Linked DNA regions of Mus musculus: regions 2 and 3 are each linked to region 1. Evidence: chromatin loops called from intact Hi-C (ENCODE). Cell type or tissue: heart. All regions are shown on one strand. Each heading gives the region's core, and the rest is flanking DNA. Links, peaks and the distances in the headings are about the cores only.

What was found. A loop is a pair of places that touch in the nucleus more often than their neighbours do. Peaks named below come from ENCODE experiments on the same cell type or tissue, not always from the same donor. Only the 100,000 strongest peaks of a DNase experiment are listed, where the experiment ranks them.
Region 2: it touches region 1 in a loop (3-fold over the local background); 4 of 42 quality-filtered maps call a loop at or near these places.
Region 3: a loop joins it to region 1, with 4 times the contacts of the local background. A loop is called at or near these places in 4 of 42 quality-filtered maps.

Annotation. Positions count from the first base shown.
Region 1 is chrX:166,504,865-166,515,252 of GRCm38, reverse strand. Tceanc (transcription elongation factor A (SII) N-terminal and central domain containing) reads left to right here and starts at 4,775. Exons shown (of 5, transcript NM_001007577.2): 1 at 4,775-4,960; 2 at 6,247-6,347; 3 at 7,507-7,544; 4 at 9,417-9,547. In heart, for the core only: a CTCF peak has its summit at 4,821; DNase peaks (open chromatin) are centred at 4,722 and 5,062; H3K4me3 peaks cover 1,474 bases; H3K27ac peaks cover 1,944 bases.
Region 2 is chrX:166,646,063-166,656,450 of GRCm38, reverse strand. No RefSeq gene overlaps it. Among named protein-coding and RNA genes, the nearest start is that of Gm1720, 11 kb to the left of the region's middle. In heart, for the core only: a CTCF peak has its summit at 3,830 (motif pointing right); no DNase peak of the experiment used is centred there.
Region 3 is chrX:166,164,898-166,175,285 of GRCm38, reverse strand. Gemin8 (gem nuclear organelle associated protein 8) reads right to left here and starts at 4,832. Exons shown (of 4, transcript NM_146238.4): 1 at 4,736-4,832. In heart, for the core only: CTCF peaks have their summits at 5,026 and 7,758 (motif pointing left); a DNase peak (open chromatin) is centred at 4,895; H3K4me3 peaks cover 1,401 bases; H3K27ac peaks cover 749 bases.

The sequences.
Region 1 (10,388 bases), core at 1,127-9,126:
TGAGCAGACAATAATTTCCTTCTCCTGGAAGATACACTGTTTCTGTGTCCTTTGACTGTGTATGTCTGAGGTATCTGTTGCAGAAGCTAAACCTAGAATTTTTGCTTCTACAATCTTTGTGTTTTTATGTTTCCTGCTGTTCTGAAACTCTTGAAACTTGAAGGGAACAGTTCTCTTTAAAAAAAAAAAAATCCATTATATTCTCTGAGCTTTATGAACATCCCCAGCTAAACCCAAAGTCTGGTCCTGATGTTTAAGAGGAAATGAATGTCAGTCAGCACCTTAGAACCCCAGAAGAGATGCAATTGCTCTGACTTCATTCCATGGACAACATCTGCAGCTTTTTCCTAAGTAAGCCCCTGGAGAGGCCCTTGGAAGGATTTTTGCCTTCGGTTTCTTGGGAATTTACAGGAAAGGGGCTGTCTAGCTGAGCTCAGGAAATCCATGTTGCTACTCAGAGACCTAATTAGGATTGAAAAGTAGTTTGCACTGCACTAAATGACATTGATCCAAGAGCACTTGATCTCGGAGTACTGAAACAGCTGAAAGGTGCCTTTGAAAACAAAGAGCCCAGGGCTGGAGAGGTGGCTCACTGCTTCAGAGCACTTGCTGCTTTTGCACGGGATCCAGTTTCAATCCCCAGCCATCTGTAACTCCCGCTTTAGAGCATCTATCTGATGCTCTCTTGTGGGGTACCAGGTGTTGTGTCTGGCCAGCAGATCACAGCCTGGGTTTTAGCCTGGAAAGGCATTTTGGAAACCTGGAAGAGAAGAGGGGCTAGGTGGCGAGAGAAAGAAATGCAGCTAAGACAGGCATTCTGATCAAAGCTCAATTTTACTGTTCTGCACGCAGTTATAAAGCAGGGGAAGGGGGCCCGATTCCCGCCAATTAGTCTTGGGGTCCAATAGCAGGGTGACCACGTGCACGGCTCCGAACAGCAAAGTGGCAGGTTCTAGCAGTGGGCGTGGCAGAACGATAGAGCCGGCAAGCTCCACCCCTGAGCAAGCAGGTTTCAGGCTGGGGGAGGGGAGACTACAACCAGGTACTCACGCGATATACAGATGATCAGTCAGGCAAAACACTGAGACACATCAACTAGGAAAGTAAACAAATCTTCAAATAAGAGCACCCGAGACAAGACCCAAAGCCTATGTTTAACTCATCATAGAACTCAGTACTTTAATTGACAGTCAGTGGAACATTGCCCCAACCAATAAAATTCTCAGCAGTTTTCCTGGTGTGTATTTCCAGTTCAGTTATGGAGTCATTCCAGATGTGCTGAGCCAGGACAGTTCCACAGAGCTTGCTGCAGTAACTGACATGTTGTCTACCTGTGCCATATACTACAGTACCCATTTTCCACAGTAGCTGATAACTTGGCATTGAGGCAGTGTAACTGAGGAACTGGGTTTTAAATCTTATCTAAACAAAAATAGCTGTAGATGCCCAGTGCAGCGACGAAGGCAGGTCTACACGGGTAACTCTAACTTGCCTCTTAGGTGATACACTGTGTTTTAGAGTTTTTAGATTTCTTTCTTCCTTCACACCCTCTGGTGTCTGGGTCATATCTGGTTTTTTTTTTTTTTTTCAGAATTTTGACTAATGTTTTTCTTTTTTTTTTTCTAATTCTCCTCTGTACAGTAGGGTAGGCAGCTTTTCAAATAGCTTTTACTATTTAGACTAATTCATTCCGGGAAATGTTTAATAGTTTTGGTAGGACTGTTCGGTTTGGGGTATTGATGCACCGCTGAGGATTGAACCTAGGGCATATTTCATGCTCGCACAAACAGTCTAGAGCTCAGCTACACCTTCATCCGGGTACAGTTATTTGCTTTTATAGACTTTTTTGTTTATTTATTTTACGTATTTTTGTTTATTTATTTTTATTTTATGTATATGAGTATCTTGCCTGCATGTATACATGGATGTATACCATGGACATGCCTATGGCCAACAGAGGGTAGAAGGGGACATCAATCCCTGAGTTTCACACAGTTGTGAGCCACCCTATGGGTGCTGAGAGTCAAAGCCCAGATCCTCGGAAAGAGAAACAAGTGCCCTTAACACTGAGCCAGCTCTTCAATCCCTTGTGAAAAATATTATATATTTCAAGAATTGTGCATTACAAATCTCACCAAGGATTTAGTCCCGCTAGGTGACTGCTTAAGGACAATGATGTTTCAAAGCCCTTCATTTACCCCCCCCACCATGCTCCCCTATGCTCCCAGGGGGTCAGGACTGAACTCAAGGCCTAGCGCACCCTAAGTGAGCACTCTCCACTCAGCTGAGTGCTGTATATTGGTATTTGCATATTCCTGAAGGTGGCCAGAGTAACTCAGAAAATGAACCTAAAAGTAACAGAGGACCAGGAAGAAAGAAAGAAAGAAAGAAAGAAAGAAAGAAAGAAAGAGAGAGAGAGAGAGAGAGAGAGAGACCACTAAGGCATATGACATTAAATAGGAGACTACTGACTGCCAGTATACTTGGAGTTCCTACACAGTGAACTGCAGCCTAATCTTGGATGTAAAGAAAGTGCAACTCCAATGGGCAAGCATAACAGCTAAGTCTTAGCCAATCACAGTATTCCAAGTGAGCAGACTGTGTACCCAGAGCCCCATTTGGAGCAGCATCTAGCCAAGCCATTTCTTCGTGATTGTGCTTTCTTTCCATGCGACCAATATTGCCTTGAGAATGCTCTCGGTTTTTCTTCTCTGGTCCTGGGCAGCACTGCCTAATTCACAAATATCAGTCTTTGCTCAAATGAATTCTACTAAAAGTAAGCTATCAAAAATTATCGGGTTTTTTTTTTTTTTTTTTTTTTGTACTAAGCAAAGATTCTTTGTAATTCAAGCCGGGCTCTTCTAGGCCTTGTGTGCGCACATCTTCAGAGGCCAGCTGTAGCAGAGTCCTGATACTTATCATTTACTCAGAGCTTCTCATTCTCACTACACAATCTCGCTCAGCATCTGCTCCAGTTCTCCACTCTGTACCACCCACTTACACCTACACCCCTACTGTCAGATCTGCAGCCAAAATCCCATTGGGTTAGAGCCTAGCTTGGTTTCTGTTGCTGGGATAAACACAGTGGTCAAATACAACTCAGGGAGGAAAGGATTTATTTCATCTGACAGGCTACAGTCCATAATTGAAGGAACTCAGGGCAGGAACTGGAAGCAGGAACCATGGAGGAATGCTACTTACTGCCTTGCTCCCAAGTACACATCAACTACCCTTTTGTATACAGCCCAGGCCTAAGTACTAAGGATAATATGGCCTTCCCACAGAGGGCTGAGCCCGCCTACATTAATTAGAAATAGAGAAAAATGCCACACAGATGTGTACAATTTTTCAATTGAGACTCCTTCTTTCCAGGTGTGTCAAGTTGACAAGCAAGACCTTGCAGTTTTGTAAATCAATTATTTCCGAGAACTTCAACACCAAATGGTGTTACTTTCAGAGTGATAAACCATAGCAAAAAACAAAAAAAAAAAAAAACAAAAAAAAACCAAAAACTTCTAGACTGGGCCTAGTGATACACACCCATAGTATCAGCACTTGGAGAGCAAGAAGATTATCCTAGTTTGAGGACAGCCTGGACTACATAGTTGTAGACCAGGCTAGACTACAGTGTGAGAATCTTGTGTTTAAACCAAACCAAACCCAAACCAAGATTGCTTTGTAATCATACCCTAATACTAACCGTTCAAAACAGAAAAATAATCAGGCATCCCTTATCCTGATCAGTGTGAGTTCCTTGTCCTCCCTCTGCTGAGGTAAAATCTCTTACATTCATGACCAGATCACCCTGCTGTATCCCTGCTATGAACAGATCCAGTACACAACACTGAGGGGTTGCTTCCTTAAATCTTTTCCTGAATTGTTTTGGCATTGGAGGTCAAAGGAGTCTGCCACATTTTCTAGTTCAATTATCACTGTGGTTTTAATCCTTGAAGGCAGACCATGTTCACACATACACTCAGGTTTCTTGTAACTAATTACTGAATGGTTACTACTTCCTTTCATTCTTGTGATGCATGTTATATGCTTGTTGGACTAATTACTGTTAGGCATGACAGTAATTATGGCTTGCCTTTTTGCTGCCTGGTTTGTTAGTTGAGAGAGTCTTACTATGTAACCCTAGCTGGTCAGAAACTTATGGACCTTCTCCCATCTCTGCCTCTGGAGCGCTAGTATTATATGCCACCAGGTTTAGCCATTTTTATATTGATTTAAAAAAAAAAACCCAACCATTTATTATTACAGACCATCACTGTTAGCCATTTATATTTTATTTGATTGTTCTTATGGAGGGTTTTACATTTGTTTATTTTTATTTATTTAGGAAGGCGAGTACCGGGTCCAGCCTGTTTAGTTTTGCCCCAGGCTGTCCTCGAACTCGGGATCCTCCGGTCTCTGTACTTTAGTCTTCAGCCTTTGCCTACTGGGGTCCATCACCACAGCCAGCCTGTTTTTATTTTTGTCCCATCTGTTTTACTGGTTTGACGGAAACTAAAAAGAGTAAGCGCATCAACAAACGTTGCCACTGAAACGCAGCAGCCGGGTTAGTTTCACTTCGGGCCTTAGCTCCTCTCTCAAGGGACCACTCTGCGAGGCCCGCGGCCGCTCTGCGCAGGCGCCAAGTCCAAAGCACCTTAGCGTCCAATCCCACGCCCACGTTGGCTCGCCGGAACCTTAGGACTGGTGCAGGCTCTGTCGTCCGGCCCCAAGAAACGGAAGTTCCCTCCAGGAGGAGGCGGCACCGCCCACTGGAGGGCGGCGCCTGCGCTTCTGGGCGGGCGGTGCTGCGGCCGCTAGGGCAGTGACCGAGCATCTCCGATGGCGGCGTTCCGCCATTTCCGTTACCTCGGCCCCCGCGGAAGGGCTAACTCCCGGGTCCAGTGGAAGGCAATCCCGGCTCGCAGGGGCGCTCTGGTGCTCCCCGTGCCCAGGCTGCTCGAAGGTTGATTTCCTCCTCCCTTTAGGTGCTGTCATTGGAGCGGGCCGGAAGGCGCGCCGCCATGGCTGTACGGCCTCAGGGCCGTCCCCCGGGGTGGATTTCTGCAGGCTTTGTTTAGTAGTCAACCCCACCCACAGGAATCTCTCTGGGCGGGCCGGTTCCTCTCCCTGTCCCTTCCCCCGGGATCCTAACGTGGCTGCCTAAAAACAACGCCCCGCCAGCGTCTCGTGTCCTAGCCCCCCAGCCCCCCATGGCCCGTCCATTCCCTTCTGAGCCAGGGCCTTGAAGCTTGACCGATAAGTTTAGCCTGGAGCTAGAAAATTTCTCTTTTTTTCCCCTCCTGGATGTTGAGAGAGATTTAAAGACTGCTGGTCTGTTCCCTAAGCCTCTGGAAAATTTCACAGTAACTTTCCTGTGCTTTTTCTTCACGTTTGGACGATTTTAGTGCAGATGTGTGTATGCCCTTCCTATAATTGCATATTCCCAGGCGTCTGCATGCATTCAGGCAACACATGGTAGGGCCGACTCTTGCTGTCACTATAAAAGGTTTTGTATGTGCACACACATTGTACACACACACACATATACATACTCATACACACACTGGTAAATGGTAAAATGTACACTCATATATGAACTACAACTGCCATGAAATGTGTCTGATCTGGATTGGAGTGTGTTCGAGTGTAAAGCACAGCAGACTTTTGTTTTTGAGAATTAACACAAAAAGGAATTAAAATACCCTTTTATCAGATTTTGAAAGGACAGTATTGGGGCGAAGCTTAGGTGTAGCTCAGTAGTAGAGCACATACTTTAATCTGCCTAAGGCCCTGGGTATGAACTCTGCCACTGCATTTTAAAGGAAAAATATTTTAGCTAAGTAAAACTAGAATTAATTCCAACAAATTTTAACATACTATCACACATTTAAAAAATATCTTTGTGGCTTGAAATCTTTATATGAGATAGCATTGCTCTACAAAGGGTGCTTTCAAACAGTACCCTGTGGCCAAACACAGACTGCCCACATTCTCTTTTGAAATACAGTCTCTTGTAGCCCTGGCTGGCCTCTTTCTGACCACACTGGCTTTATGAGGTGTGCATAGAGGGGGGTGGGCTTGAGGAGGGTGCAAACTCAGTGCCCTGTGCATGTTAGGTAAGTGCTCCACGAACTGAGCCTCATCTTCAGACCCCCTCCCTCAACACACACACTTTAAAAAATAATTTGTGCTAATCAACTTAGATGTCTTCCTTAATTACTGTCCTCCCCCCTCCCTTTTTTGAGACAGGGTCTGACACTGAACCTGAAGCTCACCAGTTCAGCTAGACTGCCTGGCCAGTGAACTCCAAAGACTGACCTGTCTCTCCCTTCCCGTTGCTGGAATTACAGGTGTGCACCATAAGCCTGGCTTTTTATGTAGATGCTGGGGATCAAGACTCAGGTCCTCATTGCACAGCAAGCAGTTTACCACCTGAGCCATCTTCCCAGTTCCAGCCTGCCTTATTAGGTTTAATTGTATATAGATGTGTGGGTATATGCATGTGAGTGCCAGTCCTACAGGAGGCCAAAGGCATCAGGTTTTCCTAAAGCTGGGTTATAAGCACTTGTGAACTACCCAGTATAGGGTGGGAACTAAAGGGGATGTAGGGGAAGGAGGCAGGAGGGAGGATAGCCCAAGCCCGGCCAGCGTTCCTCCTATGCTCTGGGCAGGCAGACGCCGTAAGGCTGCCAGAAGCTTTCCACTCAGCCCGGGTGGGCATTTAAGCCACTGACCCCACTTGACAGGGGGTGGGGTGGGGTGGACAAGGGGCAGCCCCTGAAACCAGGGCCCCCAGGACAACACCCTGTTGCCCCGGCGTTATGGGAGCAAGGGCTGAAGGAAGAGAGGTAAGGGCTGAAGGAAGAGAGGTTCCCACACAGGTGAGAGTAAGTGTAGGGGGCCTTGATGAGCAGAGACAGTCTATGGTTTTAGAGCTTTATTGTAGAAAGGCAGGGGGAAAGAGAAAAGAAAGGCTAGAGAATAAGAGTAAGAGAGTGAGAGGAGAGGAGAGAAGAGTAAGGGGAGTAAGAGGAAGAGAGCGAGGTGGAGCCAAACAGCTCCTCTTATGGTTTGCTGTAATCTTTACTATTGCTAGGTAACTGGGAGGAGTTTAGCCTGAAGGTCAGAAGCTTGGGACATTGTCTACATGACTACTAGCCATGCTTCTCCTGTGGGGGTTGAGGGGAAAGTAACTTCGACAGGAGCCAGGGTCCAGGAGACACGAGGGAACGCCTTCCATCCCATGTAGGTGGGAATTACCACCACTGGGTCCCGGGGTTCAACATCTAGCCTCAACTGGAAACCAGGCTGTCTGTGCATAGCCCAGTGCCCCACAGTGTAGGTGCTGGAAACTGAACCTGGCTCCTCTAAGATAGCAGTACACAACTGCTTAACCATCACTCCAGCCCCATTCAGTATTTGCTATCTGTTTGTTCTGCTGCAAAAGTAATAGAGTTAAATAGTCCCTGCACCAGAAGTCTAAAGTATTTCCTATCTGTCCTTTTACAGAAAGTATTTGCTGGCCTCCTGTCCTGGAAAAATAGCTGGTATGTAGATATTAAATCTTTTTTAATGTTTTTTTTTTTAAGACAAAGTCTCACTATAAAGCTCATGTTGTCTAGACTTGACAAACATCCTGCCTTAGCCTCCAGAGTGCTAGGATATATGTGTCAGTATACTTAGAAAGATTTATTCATTTTTAAGTTACAGTTAATATATTTGTGGTGTGTGAATGCACATGTCGAAGTCAGAGGAGAACTTGTCAGTTCTCTTACTCTAGTACCTTCTAGGGACTGATCTCATGGTGTCAGGCTTGGAGGGCAAGAGCCTTTACCCACTGAGCCAGTTTGCCAGCCCCTGGCAATTTTTAAAATATTTTTATTATAAATTCACATAATTGTCAGCCACTTATAAAGACTGAGTGATTCATTAAACTATCTCTTTTGATTCACATATTAATCCAGGATGGCAGAGTCACCTTTTTTTAATTTTCTTTTTTATTAGATATTTTCTTTATATATATTTCAAATGCTATCCCGAAAGTTCCCTATACTCTCCCTTCACCCTGCTCCCCTACCCACCCACTCCTGCTTCTTGGCCCTGGTGTTCCCCTGTATAAAGTTTGCAATGCCAAGGGGCCTCTCTTCCCAATGTTAGCCAACTAGGCCATCTTCTGCTACATATGCAGCTAGAGATACGAGCTCTGGGGGCACTGGTTAGTTCATATTGTTGTTCCAAATATAGGGTTGCAGACCCCTTCAGCTCCTTGGGTACTTTCTCTAGCTCCTCCATTGGGGGCCCTGTGTTCCATCTTATAGATGACTGTGAGCATTCACTTCTGTATTTGCCAGGCACTGACAAAGGAGACAGCTATATCAGGGTCCTTTCAGCAAAATTATGCTGGCATATGGGTTTGGTGGTTGATTATAGGATGGATACCCGGGTGGGGTAGTCTCTGGATGGTCCATCCTTTCGTCTTAGCTCCAAACTTTGTCTCTGTAACTCCTTTCATGAGAGTCAGGCATTTTGAAGATGATGAAGTAGAGGCACAGGATGATCACCAACTTGTCTAGTATTCCCTCATTTTGAGGAACTATAGTTTCGTTTTCTTTTCTTTTTTTTTTCTTTCTTTCTTTCTTTCTTTCTTTCTTTTTTTTTTTTTTTTTTGAGACAGGGTTTCTCTGTGTATCCCTGGCTGTCCTGGAGCTCACTTTGTAGACCAGGCTGGCCTCGAACTCAGAAATCCGCCTGACTCTGCCTCCCGAGTGCTGGGATTAAAGGTGTGTGCTACCACTGCCTGGCTGGAACTATAGTTTCTTGAATATCCATATCCAAAAAACTGCTCAGACCTACTTGATTAGCCCACAATGGACACCATTGGGTTTTTTGATCTAGGATTTTTAAAATTTTTTGTTAGCATACAGAATAAATACTAAGGAGTTTCATTTGTTTGGTTTGGTTTTTTTGTTTTGTTTTGTTTTTTTTTGTGAGGGGTGGTTCTTGAGACAAGGTTTCTCTCTGTAACCCTGGCTGTGCTGGAACTCTATCTGTAGACCAGGCTGGCCTCAAATTCACAGAGATCCACCTACCTCTGCCTCCCGAGTGCTGCAATTAAAGGTGTGAGGCACTGGTTCACCATGGGCTCATCCTTACTCAGCTCAGCATCATAGGTTTTGTTTGTAGCTATCATTATGCTTTATTCTAATTTATCTCCCATACCCACTGTCCTTTCCATGTTTCCTTCCCCTCTGATGGATTCCTTTCCATGCTCTAGTTAATGCACCCTTCTGCTTTCATGTCGCATGTATTCGTTACCCTCTCCCCCACCCTCTTCTCGTTATCATTGTTCTATTTTTATGGTAGAAGAGTTCTGAATGACTAAAAAAAGAACTAGAATTGAGGTGGATTTTGTTTTCCAGGACTTTCCAGGATACAGTGAGTGAGTACAAGCAAGTTGCTGTAGAGTGACAAGAACCTCACAAGCTAAAAGAAGAGAAAGCATTTTGGACATTGCGTAACAGAAGAGAATATCTACTAAGGTGCTTGTCAGGTATGTGCAAGGGAACAAAATAAGTATTATTATTTTGTGATAAATATAGAAAAAGATGTTTTTAAATACGGTGTCTTAGGGTTTTACTGCTATGAACAGACACCATGACTGAGGCAAGTCTTATAAAAAACAACATTTAATTAGGGCTGGCTTACAGGTTCAGAGGTTCAGTCCATTATAATCAAGGCATGATGGAGCATGGAGCATGGCAGTATCCAGGCAGGCATGGTGAAGGCAGAGCTGAGAGTTCTATGTCTTCGTCCAAAGGCTGCTAATGGAAGGCTGACTTAGGGTGAGAGTATTAAGCCGACACCCACAGTGACATACCTACTCCAACCAGGTCACACCTATTTTAACAAGGCCACACCTCCAAATGGTGCCACTCCCTGATCCAAGAATATACAAACTATCACATATGGTAAACATGAAAACACTGTAGTTACTTGATGTTTCTCCCAGACTTTCTCAGTTGCTTTATGAAGTTCATATCCCAGGCTTACTGTGCAACTTGAGGTAACCTGAGCAGAAATAGCACCATACACTTGCTCAGTAAACATTCATTGCCTCCCACTGTTAAGAGAGATATATTACAGACTATCAGGAATTGTTTATATCACAACATTTACTGCATTACAATCACAGTTGTAGAGGTTTTCATTTGAATTGTATACAAAAGTATTTTTAATAGTTTCTTATGTAATAGGACTTATTTAACAAAGTCTGAAGTTAGAGAGGTTCTGTGTATCTAGTCCATCAGCAGGACTGCCGCTCTTTTTGGTACTAATGGCAACCTATTGGTCAGGTGGGTGGAGGGGTCAGTTTCTGGGTGTGACTTAAATCA
Region 2 (10,388 bases), core at 830-8,829, 140 kb before region 1:
TCACACACACACACACACACACACACACACACACACACAGGAACACAGCCACACGCCCCACACATACACATGCAACAAAGACAGCTTTATCTGCGTGTCCCAGGGGTGGAAGCAGAGCGGCACCAGACACCCACTGAGTACAGTGCCACATAACTATTAGAACACAGCAAGTCATTTCTGTCACCCAAAATGTTTGATGCCACCAGATGTCATGAGAACAAGCTGACAGTAAAAGATATATTACAGGAAAACACACTGGATGCCTGACTGTAAGCAAAGGAAAACAAACGCACCCTCAATATTGACAACAGAAAGGCAGTAGCGTATCTTTCTTCAAAATAAACATTGCACAAATGTACAGGCATTTACCATGCACACTTGTTGATGAAACTGTCAAGGACACATGGGAGGGGGGGTGCTGAAGATGACAATCAGAAGTGTGTATCTCTCAAGAGACCAGATCTCCCCTCTGTCCTCTCCACTAGGTAGCTCATTTCCAAATGGGCCCTTCTTCCAGCTTCTACTGACCCCAGGGCCCACATCCAGGAAAGGATTTTGAGCTGTTACCAGAGTCATGGGTCATAGAAAGGCTGACGTCAGGAACAAATAAGCTCCAGACCACTTAAGCCCCAAAATGAGAAGGGAAATAATGGTAAAAGGAGGATGTATTAGTTATTGTTTGTTCTTATGACCAAGAAGCAAGAAGGCAGGAATTTATTTTGTTGGGCCATTTGAGGATACAGTCCACAGTGGCACAGAAACCATGGTGGCAGGAGCATGAGACAGTTGGCCACATCATTTCTACATTCAAGAAGGAGAGATAAAGCCTGGTGCTCAGTTGACTTTCTCTGTTTTGTTCAAGCTGAGCCACCAGTCCATGGGCTAGTACCACCCATAGTCCAGGGAGGAACGTCGCAAGCTTTTCTGGAACAACCTCATAGACTCAGCTGGAGGTGTGTTGTGCTGGTAATTCTAAACCCAAGCAAATTGTCAGTAAAGATTAGTCATCACATTAGGAAAGGAATTTTTTTTGGGGGGGGGAGGTTCGAGACAGGGATTCTCTGTGTAGCCCTGGCTGTCCTGGAACTCACTCTGTAGACCAGGCTGGCCTCGAACTCAGAAATCCACCTGCCTCTGCCTCCCAAGTGCTGGGATTAAAGGCGTGCGCCACCACGCCCAGCTAGGAAAGGAATTGAATGACTACAACCAGGTTGGAAAGACAAAGCAGATAAAGCATTTCAGATGCCTTTGGTAATACTGACAGGAACTCCATGTCCTTGGAGAAGGGAGGCAAGAGATAATGCCCAGTCAGATAGAGTCTTGGTCAAACTGTAGTCTGGTTGATTATTGTTATGGTTTAGATACAAAATGTCCCTCCCATAAGATCATGTGTTTAAATGTTTGGTCCCTAGTTAATGGTACTGTTTGAGCGAGGAGAGGGGGTGAGGAACCTTTGGGAGGTAGAGCCTACCTGAAGGAAGTGGGTCTTTGGACTGCAGGCCTTGAGATGTATCATCTGATCCTATCTGCTATCCTTTCCCTGCTTCCTGATCTATCTAGGTATGAGCAAGCAGTCTCATGCCTAAGCCACCACAGCCAAAAGCCACTCACCCCCATGCCTTTCCCACCATGATGGGCTATACCCTCAAACTGTAACCTAAAATAAATCCGTCCTCCCTTAAGTTGCTCTGGTTGGGCATTTGGTCACAGCGATGACAAAAGTAACTGAAACATTGTCTCAGCTCTGGTAACACAAGGTCTTTCTTATCTGCATCAGCGAAGCTGTCCTGCCCGGGTGCCCACAGAAATTGCCACTGTTCCCAGGACAATCTCTGTAAGAGATTTGCCTTGGCCCACGACCCCAAAACCAAATTGTCAGCACAAAGAAGAATTGTCTGCCTCAAGGGGACAGAAGACAGGAAATAAGAAACAAGGACAAGGGAGAAGGGGAAGGGAACAAGGCAGTCGGGGAAAGGATATTTGTCCCAGAGAACAAAGGACTGCCTCTGGATAGAAAGGAAACATGGCTCATCGGAAAATGATCATTTATAAAGGTAAAATGGTAAGCCCCAAATTAGGATGAGGTATTTAATTTTGATTGGGCATGTTAATTATATGAGCCAAAGGGGGCTTTTGATTGGTGGGCTTCAATACTTTGATAGTTGGACCTTGGTAGTTAGCCTCAGGAGGAAGAAGTGGATAAATAAGGGAATAGGCCTTGGTGACTAGCTTTAGGAATATAATCTAATGGTTTTTAGCAAGGCAGGGGGAATAAGAGAGAAGACCAAGGGCTGCCAGAGCCATGCCTGCCACCAGCTGGCCAGAGTCCCTTCAATCTCCATTTGATTCACAGGGTACACGTCAGACCCATGATGCTACAAGAGGTCCCATGTGACTGTTGTTTTTGGTTAAAGAAAGAGAATATCATTATGGGACAATATGCCCACAATCCTCCACTGCCCCATTGTCCCTGGAAGGTATAGGATTAAATGACTAAAAACTTTAGGTGTCCCTCCAGGGGTCTGGAAGAAGATGCTGTTTTGGTGTCTTTAGCTTTGAATAGGGAAGAATATTTAAGTGTATATTCCTTAAATTAACATGCTTCCAGGAAGAGTGGAACCGGGTTGTAAGCCTAAATATAAAGAGTCAGATACAAAATGAAGGAAGAGATGTCAAACTTTGAAAGGACTATGACCACACACCCACATTCCAGTGCTATGGAAGAAGTCCTTGAATTGGCACACATACTTAGAGTTTCACACTGAGCTTGAGAGCTTGTGCCTGACACGGAGTAACCACCAGGTTGGAGGAAACACTGCCACCCTCTCTATGAAGACAAGGATAGCTTCTTCTACACTGCTGCTTTCTCTTTCCACATTCAATGACCATGGAAATCTGATGATCCAATGAAGATTATGGACAAGAAGAGACTAGGAATGTGGCCAGACAGGGCCCTCCTCTAGGACATGATATCTAAAAGATCTTCGGGTAGCCTGTCTCACCTAATTTCCATCAAATTCTGCCTAATCACCAAGATGTTACCAATGAGAACATAAGAAATATGAGAAGTGCCTGAGTGGTCCTTGAGGTGTAGCTCAGACCTCCCTTTAATTTGTAGTCCACTTTTTTGAAACAAAGTCTGTTGTGTCCCCAGGCTGGCCTGGAACTCCCTATACATATAAGGAGGACCCTGCACTTCGGATTCTCCGGCCTCTATTTCCCAGATGCTGGGATCACACCTGTGTACCACACCTGCTTTCTGTGGCACTGGGGTTCACCCAGGGCTTCACACATGATAGCCAGGCACTCCACCAACTCTGCAACATATAGCCCAGGACGTCTAGGTCATTTTCCTCTCAGTTCCTCTCCCCTGAGAGCGAAGAGTGTCACTGAGGCCATTTATAGGCTACAATGTCATTAAGTCACCCACTCCATGCTCTCCCTTCAGAGACTGACTCTTTCCAAAGCCCTGACTTCCAGAATCTGCTGTCATGGAGGGCAGACGTATAGTCCCAAGAGGCCTCATACTCAGAAGCCCCTTGCACTTGGCCAGACGTTCGGAGCTTCCCTCTTGCAATTCTTCATCTGTGTCCAACAGAGTTCCAGAGTTTCCCTTCAGCCCTCTCTTGCAAATGTCTCCTCTGGAGAAACCAAATTAGGGTCCAACACCCTTGCCCAAGCCTGCCTAGTGGCTCCACATAAACAAGGAGAACATATTTTTTTAACATAAATAACAATAGCAAAAGCAGAAAGAACTTAATCTTTAAGAAAAGAGTGAGTGTTCTTTCTAGCACTTTCCAAAATAAAGCAGTCTGCATTTGGTCCAGTAGATGTCACTCTCACCCCATGGCAGGAGGAACATTTTAAGCAGGGCTGCACAGGATTTGGGAGTTTTGAGCCCTTGAGAAGGTTCAGGATGTAAGCATTTTTATTATATAACATTTCTGTCTTCTAAGGCCATCCCAATGAAACTACCACCAAGTCGAACTAGGTGACTGCGTAGTAAACACTAGCTGTAGCATGATAGAAACTCAGATTTAAAAAAGCAACGATAAGTAAGTGCTACTTCTTAAAATAAATTGACACGTCATTTTACATTTTTATTTTTATATTGTTTACTTGGGTGGCCTTGCAGGTGCCATGGAGGGCTTGTGGAAGCCAAAGACACCTTCCAGGAATCAATTCTTACTTTCCACCATATCTGCTCCGGGATCGAACTCAGGTCATTGAGCTTAGCAGCTCTATCTACTGAGCCATCCCACCCCATTGATACATCATTTTAACACTGTCCTGAAGTAGTGGTTATCACAGGGCAGAGTAAATATTAATCTAGCTCATAATGGAAGGGTTTGAATTGATTCTGAATGAAATGGCAAAGGTCAGAAATCAAGCAGAGTCTATGCCTTTCATGCCAAGACTCCTGGAAAAGACAAACCAGGTCTGCGGCTTCCCTCAGATGTGTTTCCTAATTTGCTGGAAGGCCCTGATTGAACATATTGTCCCTGCCCTGTTCATATCACCCCTGCTAGAACAGTCTGTGATGAAGCAAAGATGAATAGCTTGCTAAGAAGCCTGTCACTTGCTGAGATCAAACTCCATTTCTAGATAATAGGACCTGTCTTTCCAATATGAAAGCGTCACCAGTACTAAAGTAACAATTTATCATAGGAAGACGTTCAAGTGGCCTTCAGAGTCTTTCCTTAGTGAGTTACTTTGTATAGTAAAAGATTAGAAAGCATTCTTTCAGCTTTCACAGGAATTCATTAGTCTGACGCTGCCAGATCAGGGGTGCATTAAGTCAATCCATCGAAAAGCAGTAGTGCATTTAAAAACAATGCTAACACCTGGACTTCATTACAGAAAGTGGTCTTGATGAATCCATCATGATCCAACTATCCCCAAGACGATAGCCTGAGAAATTTCTGACCTTAGACAAGATATACAAGGTGTATGAGAAATGGGCACTTAATTTATCCTGTTGTTTTGTTAAAGCCAAACTAATTAATTGTGCTTCCAAAAGGATGCTGGCAGCACAACAGTAATGTCTCAATAAAAGATAGAAGCAAATGAAAGAAAAAAACTACAGACTGTAGGTATCCATTTGTATTCTCACAGAGTAGAGTTGGGGGAAATCTTTAAAAAGCCCCACAAGGTGGGCGGTGGTGGCGCACGTCTTTAATCCCAGCACTTGGGAGGCAGAGGCAGGCGGATTTCTAAGTTCGAGGCCAGCCTGGTCTACAGACTGAGTTCCAGGATAGCCAGGGCTATACAGAGAAACCCTGTCTGGGAAAAAAAATTAAAAAAAAAAAAGCTGCACAATGCCTTCAACTTGGGGTATGGTTACCCCAACCACACTCTAGATCTAACTTACCTTATAGTTGTATTATGGAGATGTTTACATCTCATCGTACCCCAGAATAAGCCCCTATCCTTGCCACATCATTAGAACACATCTACTGCATGCTTATGGAGAGCCTTTTGTTTTCCTGCAGTCTAGCAAGCCATGCTTGATTCCTCTACCGAGTGGAATTTACGTGGCTAGCATTGAATATTTTCTTAATATATTGCAACTCTCTTGCACCACTGTCCTACCAAATGCTTCCTATGAAGTTCCAAATCCAGATCCATGATCTGGCATTGCACTTTGTACCCACTGAAGATTATTCCACCAATTGTATTTGCAGTGAGATGAAATGGCAAACTGGAAAGTGATAGACCGTTTCCTAGGATCAAACTTGGGTTCTTATCTGTGATGGCTTGTATATGTTTGGCCCAGGAAGTAGCACTATTAGAAGGTGTGGCTCTGTTGGAGTGGGTATGAGCTTGTTGGAAGAAGTGTGTCACTGTAGATTGTAGAATTTAAGACCCTCGTTCTAGCTGCCTAGAAGCCAGTATTTTGCTAGCAGCTTTCAGATGAAGATGTAGAACGCTGAGCAGCTCTTGCACCATGCCTGTCTGGACACTGCCATGTTCCTGCCTTGATGATAATGGACTGCACCTCTGAACTTCTAAGCCAGTCCCAATTGAATGTTGTCCTTTATAAGACTTGCACTGGTCATGGTGTCTGTTCCCAGAAGTAAAACTCTAACACATGGTTCTAGGATCAGACTCGGTTCTGATCCTAACTGCTTTCCTCTCTGGGATCTTTCAGGATTATCTATTTTTATCTGCTTCCTCCCAACTGTCATGTTCTTTGGTCTATCCATCTCTTCAAGTCTCCCACTCCAAATGCTCTCCCTTGATCCATAAGCTACAGCCCATCACCACCTCTTCATTTCCCCTTTACTCTGCAAGCGGAGTTAAGGATCCTCTTCTAATCATTCCACTAAAGCTGATCTTAAGAAATCACCACATACCAGGTACCAAAGTTAAATCAGGATCAGGTTAATGACCTAAACAGTCCTATATCCCCTAAAGAAATAGAAGCAGTCATTAATAGGCTCCCAACCAAAAAAAAGCCCAGGACCAGATGGATTTAGTGCAGAGTTCTATCAGACCTTCAAAGAAGATCTAATTTCAGTTCTTCACAAACTATTCCACAAAATAGAAGCAGAATTCATTCTATGAAGCCACAATTACTCTGATACCTAAACCACAGAAAGATGCAACAAACATAGAGAACTTCAGACCAATTTCCCTTATGAATATCGATGCAAAAATACTCAATAAAATTCTCCCTAACCGAATCCAAGAACACATCAAAACAATCATCCATCCTGACCAAGTAGGTTTTATTCCAGGGATGCAGGGATGGTTTAATATATGGAACTCCATCAACGTAATCCATTATATAAGCAAACTCAAAGACAAAAAACATATGATCATCTCCTTAGATGCGGAGAAAGCATTTGACAAAATCCAACACCCATTCATGATAAAAGTGTTGGAAAGATCAGGAATTCAAGGCCCATACCTAAACATGATAAAAGCAATCTACAGCAAACCAGTAGCCAACATCAAAGTAAATGGTGAGAAGCTGGAAGCAATCCCACTAAAATCAGGGACTAGACAAGGCTGTCCACTTTCTTCCTACCTATTCAACATTGTACTTGAAATCCTAGCCAGAGCAATTCGACAACAAAAGGAGATCAAGGGGATACAAATTGGAAAGGAAGAAGTCAAAATATTACTTTTGCAGATGATATGATAGTATATATAAATGACCCTAAAAATTCTACCAGAGAACTCCTAAACCTGATAAACAGCTTCAGTGAAGTAGCTGGATATAAAATTAACTCAAACAAGTCAATGGCCTTTCTCTACACAAAGAATAAACAGGCTGAGAGAGAAATTAGGGAAACAACACCCTTCTCAATAGTCACAAATAATATAAAATATCTTGGTGCGACTCTAACTAAGGAAGTGAAAGATCTATATGATAAAAACTTCAAGTCTCTGAAGAAAGAAATTAAAGAAGATCTCAGAAGATGGAAAGATCTCCCATTCTCATGGATGGGCAGGATCAATATAGTAAAAATGGCTATCTTGCCAAAAGCAATCTACAGATTCAATGCAATCCCCATCAAAATTCCAACTCAATTCTTCAACGAATTAGAAAGGGCAATCTGCAAATTCATCTGGAATAACAAAAAACCTAGGATAGCAAAAACTCTTCTCAAGGATAAAAGAACCTCTGGTGGAATCACCTGCCTGACCTAAAGCTGTACTACAGAGCAATTGTGATAAAAACTGCATGGTACTGGTATAGCAACAGACAAGTAGACAAATGGAATAGAATTGAAGACCCAGAAATGAACCCACACACCTACGGTCACTTGATCTTTGACAAGGGAGCTAAAATCATCCAGTGGAAAAAAGACAGCATTTTCAACAAATGGTGCTGGCACAACTGGCAGTTATCATGTAAAAGAATGTGAATTGATCCATTCCTATCTCCTTGTACTAAGGTCAAATCTAAGTGGATAAAAGAACTCCACATAAAACCAGAGACAGTGAAACTTATAGAGGAGAAAGTGGGGAAAAGTCTTGAGGATATGGGCACAGGGAAAAAATTCCTGAATAGAACAGCAATGGCTTGTGCTGTAAGATGGAGAATCGACAAATGGGACCTCATAAAATTGCAAAGCTTCTGTAAAGCAAAAGACACCATCAATAAGACAAAAAGGACACCAACAGATTGGGAAAGGATCTTTACCTATCCTAAATCAGATATGGGACTAATATCTAATATATATAAAGAACTCAAGAAGGTGGACTCCAGAAAATCATAACCCCATTAAAAAATGGGGCTCAGAGCTAAACAAAAAACTCTCACCTGAGGAAAACCAAATGTCTGAGAAGCACCTGAAAAAATGTTCAGCATCCTTAATCATCAGGGAAATGCAAATGAAAACAACCCTGAAATTCCACCTCACACCAGCCAGAATGGCTAAGATCAAAAATTCAGGTAACAGCAGATGCTGGCGAGGATGTGGAGAAAGAGGAACACTCCTCCATTGTTGGTGGAATTGCAAGCTTGTACAACCACTCGAAATCAGTCTGGCGGTTCCTCAGAAAATTGGACACAGTACTACCAGAGGATCCTGCAATACCTCTCCTGGGTATATATCCAGAAGATGTCCCAACCGGTAAGAAGGACACATGCTCCACTATGTTCATAGCAGCCTTATTTATAATAGCCAGAAGCTGGAAAGAACCCAGATGCCCCCTCAACAGAGGAATGGATACAGAAAATGTGGTACATTTACACAATGGAGTACTACTCAGCTATTAAAAAGAATGAATTTATGAAAGTGAATATTAGCCCAGAAACTTAGAATACCCAAGATACAATTTGCAAAACACATGAAATTCAAGAAGAACGAAGACGAAAGTGCGGATGGACATTTTGCCCCTTCTTAGAATTGGGAACAAAACACCCATGGAAGGAGTTACAGAGACAAAGTTTGGAACTGAGACGAAAGGATGGACCATCTAGAGACTGCCATACCTGGGGATCCATCGCATAATCAGCCTCCAAACGCTGACACCATTGCACACACTAGCAAGATTTTGCTGAAAGGACCCTGATATAGCTGTCTCTTGAGAGGCTATGCTGGGGCCTAGCAAACACAGAAGTGGATGCTCACAGTCAGCTATTGGATGGATCACAGGGCCCTCAATGGAGGAGCTAGAAAAAGCACCCAAGGAGCTAAAGGGGTCTGCAACCCTATAGGTGGAACATCAATATGAACTAACCAGTACCTCCCGGAGCTCGTGTCTCTAGCTGCATATGTATCAGAAGATGACCTAGTCGGCCATCAGTAGAAAGAGAGGCCCATTGGTCTTGCAAACTTTATATGCCTCAGTACAGGGGAATGCCAGGGCCAAGAAGTGGGAGGGGGAGGGGGAAGGTTTGGGGGACTTTTGGGGTAGCATTGGAAATGTAAATGAAGACAATACCTAATTTAAAAAAATAAATAACAAAAATAAATTTAAAATAAAGAAATCACCACAATAGTATGGAATACACAGAACATTTTTGATCCATTTCTTAGTGACTCATTATGTCTATATACTACCATTGGCCTATGCTCCTTATTAATACTCTAGATTACACACAAACACACACACACACACACACACACACACCTTTAAAAATGAGGGGCAGGGGATATTGTGAAGTAGTTAAGAGCCATGTGTTAACTAAACCTCTACTTTTTATAAATTGCCCAGTCTATGGAACTTGGTTATAGCAAATAAAACAGACTAACACACCTGACCATTCTACTCCTGCTCTATTCTTGAAGAGTTCTCTCATCCGTTTGACAAGGAAAAAAAATTGATCTTTTGTGAGCTTCTACAGCACAGGGATATCCACTGCTTCATACATTGCCTACCCTGCCTTTAAAATTAACTGTGTATAAGAGTATTAGGAGCATGTTGGTGCCAAAGAACCACCCAGAAATCTCATTCAATTCACAAGTATTACTGAACCCCTACTAAGTTTCGGCTGCTGTAAAACCTTGTGATAACAAGTAAACAAAAGAGGAAGGATATAAAATGAGTAAGGAAAGTCGGGTGTGCTGGCGATCCCAGCACTTAAGGGATGGGCAGAAGGATACGGCAATGCTGATGCTTAACTATCTAGTGAGTTCAGGGTCAGCATGAACCAGATCCTGATCTACAAACACATACAAATTATGTTGTTTTGTCATTTGGAGGGGCATGGACAGAGCAAGACAAGCTGGAAAATAGCATCTAAGGGAAAGACAGACAGAGGCAGAAAGGAAAACACAGAAGGCAGGAAGCCCAAGGAAAGAGCAGAAATTATGGATAATAACACAGGGAAGTCAGGAAAGAGAGCTGAAAAGCAGCCACTGGGGCTGCCAGTGAGGAAGACACTCCGCATGGTAGATTCCATCAAGATGCTCCCTGGGTCTATTTCT
Region 3 (10,388 bases), core at 1,152-9,151, 340 kb after region 1:
ATAAAGCACAGAGAAACATGTCAGAAAGGCATAGCAATTTGCACAGAGCTTTATAATTCTTAGCTCAGGATTTCTAGTACCACTTTTCATATTTTATGCTAGAATTTTTCAGCAAAGGTTCAGATAGGAAATATTTTTAGGGTTGTGGGCCACACGCACTGATTTTTTTTTATATATATATAATGTCAATGTTCAACTCTGCTTTTAAAAACACGACAAAACAAGCACCCCTCACCTTTCAAACAATTCCCACCTTCCTGTTGATCACGATTTTATGTTACTATGATGATACCTTGTATGTTCTATACTGGTATACTGAGCATCCCGACTAGTCTTCACTTTCCACTTGGACCTCAGTAGAGCATTCTCCTACCTTTCATGAATTATCAGGCTCCACTTAAGACTAACAGAAACAAAACCAGAAATTATGATCAACTCTATCTTGGTCAGTGATCCCTAATATTTGGGGCAAACGAGGAGTAAATGTTTCTACTAATAAGTAAGGAAATTGGAACATTTATTAGATCTCTTCTTAGACATATAAAGACTTTATTAGAAGTACCAACAAGTACTGGAGAGATGGCTCAGGGTTAGGAGCACTGATTGCTCTTGCAGAGGATGGTTTCCCAGCATCCACACAGTGGCTCACAACCTTCTGTGCCTCCAGCTCCAGGGGACCTGATGCATCTTTTGGCTTCCTTCGGCACTATATGAATGTAGTACACTTACATACATGCAAGTAAAACACTTATACACATAAAAAATCTGTTAAAAAACAGTAACAAGAAGTCCTGTAAAACACTATCAATCTGAAGCACACGGGGGGCCATGGTTTCTGGTACAGACTGCTCACTTGTCATTAGTAGACAGGACCTTGAGGAAGCAGGCACGACAGTTTTCAGGAGATATACCTGGAAAGAGTACAGTCTTCCTTCAAAGGGAACCTGCCCCTTTGTAAATGCATCTGTTAATATTCTAAAGCTGGCTAAGGATTTAACAAGAACACTTAGCATCCCTGGTAAAGCTCACACTGCAATACTCCCAGGCATTACAGCAGTACTTTCATGTCAAGGAAAGCAAGCATGTGGGGGCAGCAGGTTCCATTTTATCTTTCACTCTCCCGACCCAAGTCTCCTTCTCCTTTCTGGAACAAGCCTTCAGGGACTGAGTTTTCTTCTGAAGGGCTGGTAGAACTGAGAGAAAAGCGATTGGCAATGTCAGGGAGGGCCGGATCTGCAGCTCTGCAAACTGGGCAGCCCTCCACAGCGGAACACAATGGCATCATGGTCACCACCCAGCTGAGCTCTGGGGAATACAGAGACCATTCATTGTCTGTCCTCAACCACCAAAGGAGGGAGGAAAAAACCCACGACAGCATTGAGGTCATTCACTAACCACCGCTGAGGCCTACAGACAAGACAGAGCCTCCCAGTCTTGAATGATATATTTTCCCATACGGCCTTTCTAAGGCAAAAAAGAAAAAAGGGGGGGGGAAGCACATTTGTTCTACAGTGGCACTGCTTGCTCTGAGAGAGATATTTTTAAATGCACAACTATAAACGAAGAACAACAGTTGGAAATTCTGTCATTTTTTCCCCCAGATAAAAAAAATTCCACCTATGATAATGCTTTGTTGAAAGGCAGTGGTATCTCATATTTATTCTTTTCATTGCATATTTGTATACCATTTCTTTTTTTCTTGAATATTTATAATCTTATAATTATAGGATGTAGGACGTGTCATCGCAACCAGAAAGTAAAATAGAACCACAAGTCCTCCTCAGAACGATAATGTATATTCTATAACACCAATTTCCTTTCTGCTTCATCTTCCTTTATACAATTTTGAAAATTAAATACATGAAAGGTCATTTGCTTTTACTTTTGCAAAGGAAGATATTCAAAAGAAATTATTATATTATTAGTCTTTGTGTCTACAGCCTGGAGGGTCAATTTTTTTTTTTCTGTTGAGGGCCCCATTGATTTGGCTTTGAGCCAGACTGACAGTCTGGGGGTGCAATGAAGACCATGAGAACACACTGCCTGCTACAAAGCAGTATGCTGAGGACTAAAACGAAGTAAATGAAGGTGCCTTGAGTAACACAAGTTCACGTGTGATAGTAAGAAATCTTCCTGAACATGCAATGCCAGCCCATTAGAGATGCCTGTCAATTGTATAAATACCAGTAGTTCACTCAATGAGAAAAATGATAAAAACAGGGACTTCTGACACTCTTGTTTCCTACCCTCCTACTCTTGCTGTCCCCATGCCACCACCCCTAGCTGGCTGTTGTACTTGGTTGAACGTATCAGGCTTGACACTCTCATGGATTTTTTTTTCCTATGGCTTTGTATGGTCCCTACTTAGTCATGTAGACATCAAAGATGGCATGAGTCCAAATGGCCTACTTCCACCAGAGAACGAGTCCAAGCTCCACTTTTAAAACAAGAACATTGGTTTATTGTGTGCATGTGTCAGGTTTGGTGACAAGTGCCTTTACCCACTGGGCTACCTTGCCAGCTCCCCAAACTCCATCTTCAGCTGGACACAGGGCCTGCTTACAAGCATATAGCAGCCGACTGTGTTTCCATCTCTAACAGCCACCTTCAGAGCTGAAGATGGAGGGAGACAAGTAAGTATTATTTAACCCCGTTCACTTTCTCAAGCCGAGGCTCCAGTTTATGCTTGCCTGGGTGTTGCATTAAGTGCTGTTCCAAGGCAGGCATGGGGCGGGGTGGGAGGAGACTGAAAGGGTATAGTTAACAATTCTTGCCACCTCCCCTGCCCAAATCACATACCACTCATGGAAAGGCACTGTTTAATTTATCAGCAAGGGTGATAAAGATTTGTGAATGGTTTACTTTGCAATCCTGCAGAATCCTTTATGTGGCTAGTGTCGATCAGAAATCAACTAGAAGCCCAAGAAAGAGCAAGATACTCTGACTCAGAAACACCACAGGTAACGGGGAGAACTGAAAAAAACCAGGACAACAGAGGATGACGACAGTGATAATCTGGTTCAAAAGAAGAAACAGATGGTGTTCGTCTCATTTCAGGCATGTGTTTCATACAGCATATCTGAGTGTGACCATAAAAAAGTCAGGGCCAAACACAGCACACACTCAATTGCTGGCACAGCAGCAAAAATCTTGAGTAATTTGGGTAGTTAAGACCACTTTTATCTTTCCAGTGAATTATTTTAAATTACTTTCTATAAACATATTTCTGATAATTCTATGCTAAATTCTTTTCTGCATACTGTACTTGCTCCGGGCACTTATTTGGAGGGATAGATGCTATACTTTATTCCTTTTAGAGGTCCCATTTTTCTTCCACCAGAGAAAATAACAGGTATAATCTCCTGCCTTTGGGGGCTACTGGAATTGTTGAGATTGTCTGTTATATCCTGATAATATTCTCTCCTACCCGTGCTCCCCCAAATTATTAAGGGGCAGTAACTAAAAACAACAATCAGTAAGAAGTTCCAAATGTCTAAATATATTAATATATTTCCAGTTCATCTGGCCTTAAATGTTACAGTCTGCATCTGATTGTCCAAGTGCTTTATGAGTGGATTTCCCAACATAAAGAAGTAATTCTGAGAGTTCTATAGTGTGCTTGAGAACTCTTATCTAACCTCTAGCTATGTTTAATTTCCTGCCATCCTTCTTATCTTAACTTCTCCTTAAACGCTGGACTTGAAGAAACACCAATAAGCCTCTGCCATCTGTAAAACAGTTTCACGATGGAAACGCCTGCCTCTCTGCAACTTGGGTTGATTTTTCCCCCCAGCCCAGCAGTCAACAGAAGGGATCATACACTTTACTGTGAACTTGCACGTGTTAGATTTACCCAAAGCATATACACATGGTTTCTCTTTCCACTGCCATCCCAAAGACACTGTTATCTTGACGAATCATGCTAGCATAAATTGTACTTTCAAACAGTATCACAATCTCACAATTCATAGAGGCTTTGTGTCTGTAACTTTTAGTCTTAAGATTTTGAGTAATGTTCTGGCTTTTAGTTAAAAAACAACAACAAAACAAAAACCAACAAACAACCCCCCCCAAGCAAATAAAAACCCCAACAACAGTGGAGTCCAGAGCCTAATTTGTGCAACGAGTTTGTAACAATCATTTCAGAAAAAAAAAGGGAAAATGGTTCAGAACTCTGGCTACCCACAGCAACTGTCAAATGTTCTTAAGATAACATCAACTAAGAATTCTGACCTACAGAACTCAAAAGTTGCAAGGGGGGCGGGGGAGAAACTCAGGTTTTTGTTGTTTTGTTTTTGTAAATGAGCCAGTAGCTTAGACATCTCTGCAGAAACGTGTCCTGACAGACTTCCTGCAACATTGTGATCCACAGCACGTTTGAATTACACTGTGAGTTAAAACAAAACAAAACAAACAAAAACCCCAAACCTTCCCATGCTTGAGCCTCACTTCTCAAGATCTGAACTGGAATAGTCTGAGGTGGGGGCCTGGGAACAGAATTCTCAGCAGGCACCCAAGGATTAGGAAGCACATAGGGCTTGAGAGCATAAATTAGAACTAGTTTTAACAGTCTGTCAGGGGTTGGGACTCTCACGGGTCTAGGCAACCTCCTCGTGCTGCCGGGTGATGGTAATTAAAGCCACAGCATGAGCGCCAAGCCAGTACTCCAAGCTTCAGGAGTCCGCCACGCTATTCCCTTACTCCCCAAAAGCAACCCATCAGCCCCCGAAGTCACCTCGTGGGCACGCAGCTGGCAGATCTCGGGCGGTGGGCAACAACGGACCTAGCTCTGGTGGTGGGGAGGAGGAAGGGGCGGGAGAAGTGGGGGAGTGACACAAGGAGAGCGGGAGGCTCGGGTTGCCTGGGCAACAAGGAGCTCGCTTCCGGTACGGGGCTTGAAAGACGGAAGTCCCGCCTTATCCGTGACGTAACGTCGTGTCAGTGGCTACACAGAGTCAAGGGCGGCACAGGAAGCGAATTCGTTTGTTTGGGCGGTCCCGGCAGCTAGCTATTGGGCACTAGGGGATCAGAACTGAATTGCACCCTCAGCTTTCGGTTATTATTATTATTATTTCTTCTTTAGCTTTTACTTTCTTTTCACTTTCTTAACTAAAATGGAAGGTGAGAAATTGTTTTGAAAATACAGATTCACTCAGATCTGTGTCAGCTTGACATTTATGAACCTTAATTTGTACCTAGTGTTTCTGTCATTATAATCGTCAGCAGTACATGCCCTTCTAGAGTTGCACAAGAGTCCTTAGTAACCAAAGATGAACTACTAGAAGGCCAAGTGGGCTTATTTGGCAAAATGTGCCATATTTTGCAGGAATTTATTACTAGGAAAACCAGATTTGGACCAGATGCATGGTTATTCCAAAAAGTGAAAATAGGAAACAATTTAAATGCCAAAGGCTAAGATAATTAGGCAATGTCAGTAGTGGGACATTATTACCTTATCATTCCTGTAATATTGGTGAATCAAAGTAGTATAAAAGAATATTTAGCAAACATATACCAGATGTCTACTATATGCTAAGTATCTGCAGTGTCTTGTAGCTTCAAGGCACACGTGATTTTGAGGTACTTAAATGTGAGAATTTTCGATGTGCTTAACTAAATTCCACAGTACATTTTAAAGAGTTAATATTGAAAAAAAAATACGTGAACTGTCTAGTTGTTGTTGACACTGTCTCACTTTCAGCTGGGTCGAAGGTCATCATCTTGCCCTGGCTGGTTTGAATTCCCAGAGATCCACCGGTCTCTTGACTGTTGGGATTACAGGCACGCGTATCAACAAGCCTGCCTTAACTAACTCACATTTTAAGCAATCTTAACCTGGCAGTGGTGTAGCTTCATTGATAGAATGTTTGTCCAGCATGAATGATGCGCTGGATCATTCCTTTATAACATCTCACATCTGGGCATATTGGCGCATCTGTAATCCTAGAATTCTGGGCATGGAAGCAAGGTTGTTGTGGCTACACAGTGAATCTGAGGTCAACCTGGGATGCATGAAGCTGTTTGAGGAAAAAAAAAATCCTTGCCTTAGGGAAGGAGAATTTACCTTAAATGAAGAGTAAAATGAATTCCATGTACATATTTTAATATTTATGTACATATTTTAATAATATGTACATATTTATTAATCTGTTCAATAGAACATGAAATTATATATGTGGCATAAATTATAATTCTAAAGGAGAGTAATATTTTACTTAGTGAATATACACTGGTAAACACAGTTTTTTTACTTCACAAAATTGACAATTGGTTGGGTAGAGATCATAGACAGTCAATGCAAGTGTAATTATGTTTTTCATTTGTTTGTTTAGAAAGAGTCTCATGTAGCCCGTGCAGAACTCCTATTTCCCAGGTGCGAGAATATTCATTACCATACCTGACATATTGTAGTAAATTTATATGATGAATATATTGCAGAAAGGGACAACACACACACACACACACACACACACACACACACACACACACAGGCAGTTAACTTTAGGCAAGAAACGAGAAAGGGCTGTGTGTGTTTGTAGGACTGTGACTATCTTCTGGGAAGCAGGCAAGTCATTTGGAGCCTGTGGGAAGAAGAGCAGGAAAGAAAAGAGAGTGATATGAGAAAGCGGTCACATACTTGCAGAAAAGGCAGAACATGATGGGCTTATAGAAAATGTATTTCAAATGGAGCAGTTCTGGAAATACCAAGTGTCTGCATGCACATACACAGAGTCTGTGTGTATGTTATATTGCTAGCTAGAATATTACTAGTGCTTTGGCTCCTCTTGTGCAGATCCAGATAAGCCATTCAGAGTGGTGAGAAGTGGGTTTCGTTCTCACAGTTGTGAGTGTGGGAAGCCCAGAGGAATATGGCAACTCCATGGGATGAGAAACTTGCCCTCTACCTGTCTTTTAACTTTACCCATCTTGCCTTCCTGTTTCTGAGAGCTTAGTCCAAGTTGACTTATCATGGCACCTTCCCCCAGCCCCTTCCCCCCTACCCCAGCTCAGTGGGAGGATAAAAGGGAAACCTCTTTGCATGCCTCTTCCTCCCAGATAGAGTTTCGAGACATTAATCATATTTGAGGCTGAATTGTTCTGTGTTCTGAGGGCTGCCCTGCTAAGATAAGATATTGGGAAGCATATCTGTCCTCTACCTACTATGTGCCAGTAGCATCCCTCAAATGTGACACCAAAGGAAACGTCCAGGCATATTGCAAATGTCCCCTGGGGGCAAAGCCACCTTCACTCGAGATGTATTGTCTTAGGACTTGTCCACAATACTGCTCACTGGTGGTTTGAATGTCATGACTCATCCATCATAAGGATAAAGCACTTTTGAAATTTTCTCTTTTAGGTAGCCAAGAGGCCCAATGATAAGTTAGCTGAAGATGAAGTCAAGAAGCTAGCAGATCCACACCTCCATCTCTGATTATGGTGGCTCTCTTCTTGGCTGAGTTTTAGTGGTTGTTTATCTTAATTTAGTTGCATAAAAAGCATAGGTGACGGTTAATAGTGAGCACCTAAGAAGTGAGAAGCCAACCCATGATTGTCTTCCAATCCTTAGTGTGGAAATTAATTCTGTCCACAGAGAGCGATATAAATATATAGATGCTGTGTGATACATTTACTTATGAATAAATGACTGACAAAAAAAGGTGAGAATTCTGTTTAAGAAGCATGGTCATTTTAACTCCTCAGGGTGAAACATTGAGAGGACTTGGAAAAGCTAGGGGGAGGTTGTTTTATTACTTGTGTTCTACCGCCCTCTGGTGGGAATTTGTAATTCGACTATTCCTCATCTAGCATCTTTTGTTCTGGTTTAAACTTCAGATAATGCAAAACTTCCAAGGGTCACCTATGATGAGGAACTTTAAAGCACTTTTTCACACTCGAGACTATTGCATTTGGGACTCTGCACTGTTTCATTGTGAAGGCTGCCCTATGTATTGTAGGGTATTTAGAAACATCCCTGGTGTTCCTAGCACCTCTCATTTGTAGAAAACAGAAATCTTGTCAGATGTCCCCTGTGGCTCAGAATTTCTCCTAGTTGTGGACCACTCCTTTAAACACTCGTGTGAATTTCCTATTTTCACAGCCTGTATAGTTCTGGAGTCTTAGAGCAGGGGTTATGAACTTTTGGTTCATGACTCCGTCAGCAAACTTTTATCTCCAAAAATATTTACATTATAATTTATAACACTAGCAAAATTACAGTTATTAAGTAGCAACAGAAATAATTTTATGGGTGGGTGGAGGCACTGTATGAAAGGTCACAGCACTAGGATGGCCGGGAACCATTGACTTACAGTATCCTGGAAATAGCTTCTATGTTAGTCAGTCCACCAAAGAAATGAGAGGTTCCACTTATAACTGTCCTGCTATAGCAGATATGCCTCCCTTTTCATAGTTTTCAGATCTCACTCACCCCTGCTCATCCCAGCAGTTGGAGGAGAGTTCTATGGAACTGAAGACAAGGTGAGAGAATGTAGTCTTAAGTCCTACAGGCTAAGGCTGTTATGCTACAGAAGAAGTAGAACGGAAAAACCCTAGGCTATGCCCACTCCCCCACCCCCCACTCCATGGGATGTACCAGCATGGATGATCTAGTGGACCATAGGGATCCATAGCTAATCTCATGGGCTCTTTGGACTTCCCTACCCTACTCTAGGACCCATCTATCATGAAGAAAGTTATTGAGAACCAGTACCTTACCAGGGTCAAGTTAAGAGGTGCCAAGCAACCTACCAAAAGTCCAAATTTCTGCCTTCAGAGCTCACCTTTTTTCTGTTCCCTTTCCTCTGATCATCAAATTTGTCGGGGTTCTCTGATCTTTCCAATACATTGATGGATCTTTCAGTCCCTTCTTTTTGTTTTCTCTTCTGTAAAAAGGGTGTCTTTATTTCTCCCTTCCCCTCCCCTCCCTTCCCCTCCCCTCCCCTCCCCTCCCCTCCCTTCCCTTCCCCTCCCCTCCCCTCCCCTCTCCTCTCCTCTCCTCTCACTGCTGTTTCTTTCAGAGCTCACTCTCTGACAGCACAGCAGACCTTTCCTTCTATGCTAGTTATAATCTTCTCTGTAGTGCTTTGCACAAATTGACAGTGCCTTCTTTTGGCAATTAGAACATCCATTCCATATTACAAAAGTAACATGTGCTTAATGCAACAGATAAAGAGAGAGAGAGAGTGGTGTGAAGGGAGGGAGGAAGGAAGGAGCAGGAAGAGACAAAAACTACAACATTAAAAATAAAGATCATTGAAAATAGAGGCAGTTTAAACAGAAAGGAAAATACTAAGATTCACTTGCTCCAGGTGTAGTAGTACATGCCCATGATCTAGTACTAGGGAGGTTAGACATGAGGATTGAGAGTTCGAGGCCAGCCTGACTGTCATAGTGAGAACTTGTGTCACAAAACCAAAACCAAGGCTAACGAGATGGCTCAGTAGGTAAAAGCACTTGCTGTGCCAGCTGGACTATTTTAGTTCAATCCCTGGGACCCACAACTATTGCTTCCTGGAACATTCCTGTCCCCCTTCCTCCTCTCCCCTCTCTCTTACACACAGTTATAAATAAGATAAAACCTGCCTCCTTAGCATGGTAGGCAGCAGATCAGTCTCATAAATAAGATAAAAACATCTAAGAAAACCCCAATCAATCTCAGCAGTCTTTATAGTTGTCATCAATTTTATACTGGTAAATCTACTCATGAATGTAATAATAATCACAAGTATCTCTCTCTCTCTCTCTCTCTCTCTCTCTCCCTCCCTCTCCCTCCCTCCCTCCCTCCCTCTCTCTCTCTCTCTCTCTCTCTCTCTCTCTCTCTCGTATAAACCCTCCCCCCCCTCTCGTATAAAACCAAATGGAGTTTTGTTCCCTAGAAAGCTGATAGAATGGAGTTAAGCGTTCTACATTACATTAGAATGACCTTGGATACCTATGAAAGGTAGAGGGAAAAACAGGATTGGGTAGAGCAGAGATCCTCAATGGTGGCGTGATGACATATTGGGTTGGGTAGTAATGTGTGGTCAAGGCTGTCAGCACACTATAAGGTGCTTGGCAGCATCTTTGGTCTCTATCCTCTAGATGCCAGCAGCAACCCCCCACCCACTTCAAACTCACTCATGTAGCAAGAAGGGTTGAGATTGGATGGGAGCCTAAGTAGACCTAGTGTCAATCTCAGGAGCCTGAACAGCTCCTCTGAGCTGTAGAGGGCAGGACTAAGCTAACAGCCCCCCCCCTTTTTTTTTCTCAGAATGGACCAGTCATCAGATCCAAGCCCCTGGAAAGGGATTCTCTAGAGCCTCTGAATTTATGAAATGAATCTACCCACCTCTCTCTATAAATAGACTTTATTGGAATAACTTACAGGCCACAGTCCAACTAATTGAACA